Regions from separate parts of the Homo sapiens genome. Here region 1 is linked to region 2. Evidence: read pairs that join two places in POLR2A ChIA-PET (ENCODE). Cell type or tissue: endothelial cell of umbilical vein. All regions are shown on one strand. Links, peaks and the distances in the headings refer to the core of each region. The heading gives the core; the rest is flanking DNA. Region 1 has its middle 3.7 kb from the start of TRT-CGT5-1. Region 2 has its middle 12 kb from the start of TRT-AGT4-1.

The links. ChIA-PET counts read pairs that join two places held together with the same protein. Peaks named below come from ENCODE experiments on the same cell type or tissue, not always from the same donor. Only the 100,000 strongest peaks of a DNase experiment are listed, where the experiment ranks them.
Region 1: POLR2A ChIA-PET joins it to region 2 with 13 read pairs; 2 of 35 experiments call an interaction of 5 or more read pairs at or near these places.

Annotation. Positions count from the first base shown.
Region 1 is chr6:27,613,233-27,616,146 of GRCh38, reverse strand. No RefSeq gene overlaps it. Among named protein-coding and RNA genes, the nearest start is that of TRT-CGT5-1, 3.7 kb to the left of the region's middle. In endothelial cell of umbilical vein, for the core only: no CTCF peak of the experiment used is centred there; no DNase peak of the experiment used is centred there.
Region 2 is chr6:27,736,826-27,739,739 of GRCh38, reverse strand. It overlaps the pseudogene GPR89P. Among named protein-coding and RNA genes, the nearest start is that of TRT-AGT4-1, 12 kb to the right of the region's middle. RefSeq lists enhancers at 1,034-1,373, 1,384-1,503, 967-2,166. In endothelial cell of umbilical vein, for the core only: no CTCF peak of the experiment used is centred there; a DNase peak (open chromatin) is centred at 1,229; H3K4me3 peaks cover 683 bases.

The DNA.
Region 1 (2,914 bases), core at 175-2,674, 120 kb after region 2:
ACTTTTCAACTTATGAACACCACATTATATACTATATACTATATATAGGTATATGTAGGTACATATATGTGTATGTGTATAGGTATATATTGTATATGGAGCTTGTGCCAGAAGGCAAATCAACTATATCACTAATCATCTTTAGTTCCATTGACTCACTGATTGTAGGAAGAGTTCCTCAGTAAAGGCAGCAGTGCATTTAATTATACTTTGGTGCAAGCTTATCTTACCATACCATATCCATATGGAATATCATGCAGCTCTTACAGGTTTTTAGAAGAAACCGGCATTTAATAATACAGAGAAAGTTCATGAACTACCATTGAGTGAACAAAGCAGAGGACAAAACTTTATGAATGATCACAATTTCATTCTCAGTGTATTTGCAGAGCAAAATCTTAGAAGGAAATAAATCAGCATACTGATGGCTATTGGTTGACTTTTGAATTTATCTATAAGTCAAATGATTATATTGCAATACTTTCTAAATTATAAAAAAATATGCAAAAGTAATATTTCTTTGTATTTGGTTTAACCTTCAAATAAATGTGATTTGAGGAGCTGAATAATTCAGGATTTAGTAAATGTAGGATCTGTCCCTTTGACTCTGTGACACTAAATTAAACAATTAACTTTATTGTTTTTATTGTTATTAATTTCTACTTCCGGTAGGAAGCAGTGGCTCACGCTTATAACCCCAACACTTTGGGAGGCCAAGGCGGGAGGATCACCTGAGGTCAGGAGTTCGAGACCAGCCTGGCCAACATGGTGAAACCCTGTCTCTACTGAAAATACAAAAAATGGCCGGGTGGTGGCTCATGCCTGTAATCCTAGCACTTTGGGAGGCCGAGGCGAGCGGATCACGAGGTCAAGAGATGGAGACCATCCTGGCCAACATGGTGAAACCTCGTCTCTACTAAAATACAAAAATTAGCTGGGTATGGTGGCGCGTGCCTGTAATCCCGGCTACTCGGGAGACTGAGGCAGGAGAATCGCTTGAACTCGGGAGGCGGAGGTTGCAGTGAGCTGAGATTGCCACTGCACTCCAGCCTGGGGACAGAGCGAGACTCCGTCTCAAAAAAAAAAAAAAAAAAAAAAATACAAAAAATTAGCCGGACGCGGTGGCGTGCTCCTGTAATCCTAGCTACTCAGCAGGCTGTGACAGAATTGCTTGAACCTGGGAGGCAGAGGTTGCAGTGAGCTGAGATTACACCATTGCACTCCAGTCTGGGTGACAAGAGTGAAACTCCATCTTAAAAAAAAAAAATCCTACTTCTATTGTAGTATATACCTTTGCCTAATTAGAATGTTTTAATGAATGTTTTCAGAGCACCCGTTATATTGATTTCTAATTTCAGAGTTATCTTTAAGAGGGAAAATCACAAATGCAGGGAAGTTACTATTCAGGCCGTGGACCTTGATGCTCTTATAGACTCCATCTTTCTTTTTTTTTTTTTTTTTTTTGAGACGGAGTCTCGCTCTGTCGTCCAGGCTGGAGTACAGCGGCGCGATCTCAGCTCACTGCAAGCTCCGCCTCCCGGGTTCACGCCATTCCCCTGCCTCAGCCTCCCGAGTAGCTGGGACTATAGGCGCTCGCCACCACGCCCCTCTAATTTTTTGTATTTTTTAGTAGAGACAGGGTTTCACTGTGTTAGCCAGGATGATCTCGATCTCCTGATCTCGTGATCCGCCCGCCTCGGCCTTCCAAAGTGCTGGGATTACAGGCGTGAGCCACCGCGCCCGGCCTAGGCTCCATCTTTGAAGCGCCTCCCCACACTGCGGTCAGGAGAGTAAGGATCAGAAGTGGGCTTGGGTAAATCTGGTTATATTCATCAGGTGGATTGAGGAAAGATTATTGGAGGGCTTCTTTATAGAATTAAGGGAACCAAGAAGATGTGAGGAAATCTTCAGGGATCAGAACAGTGGGAATCTTCACTATTCCTAGGCATTAAGGGAAAAGAGAAGGGGCAGAATTGCCAGAATTTGGCAAGAGTTCCAGCAACGGGAGAGGAACCACCCACTAGGAGCTGTGCCCATGGGAGGAACACAGGCTGTCAGGGAGCAAGTAGGAGAAATACTGTACATGCATCTGCCTCTCTTCTTTGTGCCCTCTTATCTCCTGCTGCTGTCTTCCATTGGCTGAATCCAAACGGGAGCCAGGGGCCAAGTGATTTCTTTCCAGGGAGAAGAAAGGCAGATAATGGATCTGGAAGTGCAAATGCAGAATAATCTGCATTATCTGATTGTTCTTATAATTATAGTGATATCTTCCAGGAGTTTGTTGGGTGATGAATTTCTGTACTTTTTTTTTTTTTTTTTTTTTGAGACAGAATCTTGCTCTGTTGCCCAGGCTGGAATGCAGTGGGGCGATCTCTGCCCACTGCAACCTTTGCCTCCCGGATTCAAGCGGTTCTCTTGCCTCAGCCTCCAGTGTAGCTGGGATTACAGGTGCCCACCACCATGCCCAGCTAATTTTTGTATTTTTAGTAGAGACAGGGTTTCGTCATGTTGGCCAGGCTGTCTCGAGCTCCTGACGTCAGGTGATCTACCCGCCTCAGCCTCCCAAATTGCTGGGATTACAGGCGTAAACCACCGCACCCGACCGATGCTTCATAAACTTTGAATGATAGGATAAGTTGAAGCCTGAGTAGCTGATAAAAAATAATATTTACCTCAAGATATTTTTTATTTTCTCACATTGGGAGCACCACCACTGCAAGGAAGAGTATGAATAGGTTTGCCATAAACTGCTATGACGGAGGAAGTCTAGGTTCTTCCCAATAGATGCATCTCAGTGAGACTAGTATATAGAAGGCTCACCTTCTGTCAAAAAAGGGTGAGGAGGCATCTGGCCTGGGGAAGAATGCGATGCAGCTTCTGGCTTTAAGCAATAGCTTGGTTCATTCTAAATAGC
Region 2 (2,914 bases), core at 290-2,789:
CAAACATTAGCCGGGCGTGGTGGCAGGCGCCTGTAATCCCAGCTACTCCGGAGGCTGAGACAGGAGAATCGCTTGAGCCCGGGAGGCGGAGGCAGCAGTGAGCCGTGATCGCGCCACTGCACTCCAACCTGGGCAACAAAGAGGGAAACTCTGTCTCAAAAAAAAAAAAAAAAAAAAAAAAAAAAGGAGCTATGTCTATACAGTCCAGCTTCAGTGATCCGGTGCGCAGTGTCTCACGCCTGCAATCCCAGCACTTTAGTTGGTTGAAGCGGATGGATCACTTGAGCCAGGAGTTAGAAGCTAGCCCTGGCAACATAATTAAGACACCGTCTCTACAAAAAAAAATTTAAAAATTAGCCAGCCTTTAGTCGCTTATGCTGAGGAGGGAGGATCACTTTAGCCCAGGAGTTCAAGTGAGCTGATTACGCCCTGCCCTCCAGCCTGGACTACAAAGCAAGACCCTGCCTTCTCGCCGGTGGGTGTGGGGCGAGTCGCAATAGTGGTTCCCTCCGCATAGTGATTGGAAAGGAACTTAGGGTGCTCTTGAGCTGCATGCTGGTAGGCGGGGTTTATTCGGTTTGTGGAGAATCATCCAGATGAATATTTATATGTGAGAGGTTGATTTTTTTTTAAGGAATTGGCTTATGCAACTGTGAACCTGGCTAGTAATTGCTAAATCCATAGGGCAGGCTGTCAGAAAAGGCAAGCCATCGGAAAGGACAGGCTGGAAACAATATAGAAAATCAATGAAACCAAAAGTTGGTTCTTTGAAAAGTTCACCAAAATTGACAAACATTTAGCTAAATGAACCAAGAAAAAAGAAGAGCGGGCCGGGCGCGGTGGCTCATGCCTGTAACTGTAGCACTTTCGGAGGCCGAAGTGGGCAGATCACCTGAGGTCAGGAGTTCGAGACCAGCCTGGCCAACATGGCGAGAGCCCCGTCTCTACTAAAAATACAAAAGTTAGCCTAGCGTTGTGGCGGCGCCTGTAATCCCAGCTACTCAGGAGACTGAGGCAGGAGAATCGTCTGAACCCAGGAGGCGGAGGTTGCAGTGAGCCGAAATGGCACCACCGAAGTCTGGGCAATAGAGTGAGACTCTGTCTCAAAAAACAAACAAACAAATAAACAAGAGAGGAGACGCAGAAGACTAAAATCAGAAATGAAAGTGGAGGCGTCCGCTCCACCTACGCTGAGCCCGAGGCGGGAAGCTCTGGACACAGCCATTGACTGGCTGGCTGGGGCGCAGCTTGATGGCGTCAGGCTGACGAGCCGCAGTCCCTACGGCTGCACCTGGGCGAAGGCCGCCTGTGTGAGAGGCCGGTGGCCCCAGCGTGCCGCGGCCTTGGAAGTGGGAAATGGAGGCAGGAGCCCTCCCTACACTTCACCATAGGCTTCCTGATTGATTCCAGCATCGTGATTACCTCCCAGATACTATTTTTTTTTAATTTGGGTGGCTTTTCTTCATGTGCCAATTGTTTAAGAACTATGAGGTGCGTCAGTATGTTGTACAGGTGATCTTCTCTGTGACGTTTGCATTTTCTTGCACTATGTTTGAGCTCATCATCTTTGAAATCTTTGGAGTATTGAGTAGCAGCTGTCGTTATTTTTACTGGAAATTGAACCTAGGTGTAATTCTGCTGATTCTGGTTTTCATGGTGCGTTTTTAAACTGGCTATTTTATTGTGAGCAACATCCGACTACTTTTGTCTCCTCTGTCTTAGTGCATAAACAACGACTGCTTTTTTCCTGTCTCTTGTGGTTGACCTTTATCTGTTTTTTCTGGAAACTAGGAGATTCCTTTCCCATTCTCAGCCCAAAACATGGGATCTTATCCATAGAACAGCTCATCAGCTGGGTTGGTGTGATTGGAGTTACTCTCATGGCCCTCCTTTCTGGATTTGGTGCCGTCTACTGCACATACACTTTGATGTCTTATTTCCTCAGGAATGTGACTGACACAGATATTCTAGCCCTGGAACAGCGACTGCTCCAAACCATGGATATGATCATAACCACAAAGAAAAGGATGGCAATGGCACAGAGAACGATGTTCCAGAAAGGGGAGGTGCATAACAAACCATCAGGATTCTGGGGAATGATAGAAAGTATTACCACTTACTCAACAGGAAGTGGATGCTTTGGAAGAACTAAGCAGGCAGCTTTTTCTGAAAACAGCTGATCTGTACGCTACCAAGGAGAGAACAGAATACTCCAAAACCTTCAAAAGGAAATATTTCAATTTTCTGGGTTACTTTTTCTCTATTTACTGTGTTTGAAAAATTTTCATGGCACCATCAACATTGCTTTTGATCGAGTTGGGAAAATGGATCCTGTCACAAGAGGCGTTGAGATCACTGTGAATTATCTGGGAATCCAGTGTGATGTGAAATTTTGGTCCCAACACATTTCCTCCATTCTTGTTGGAATAATCATCGCCACATCCATCAGAGGATTGCTCATACCACGTTCTTTTATGCCATCTCTAGCAGTAAGTCCTCCAGTGTCAATGTCCTGCTATTAGCACAGATAATGGGCATGTACTTTGTCTCCTCTGCGCTTCTAATCTGAATGAGTATGCCTCTAGAATATGCACCATAATTACCGAAGTCCTTGGAGAACTGCAGTTCAATTTCTGTTACCATTGGTTTGATGTGATCTTCCTGGTCAGCAGTCTCTCTAGCATAGTGTTTCTCTATTTGGCTCACTAACAGGCACCAGAGAAGCATATGACACCTTGAACTTAGGGCTACTACAGACTGTTAGAGGCCAGTGGTCTCAAAATTTAGATATGAAAGGGGAAAAAAATGGAGGGGACCAGGGTCTAACATTTTATAAACAAACAAAATGCTGTGGTAGCATTTTTTACCTCTAGCATCCTCTTTCCTACTCAGGTGATACTGTGATCACGAGTAG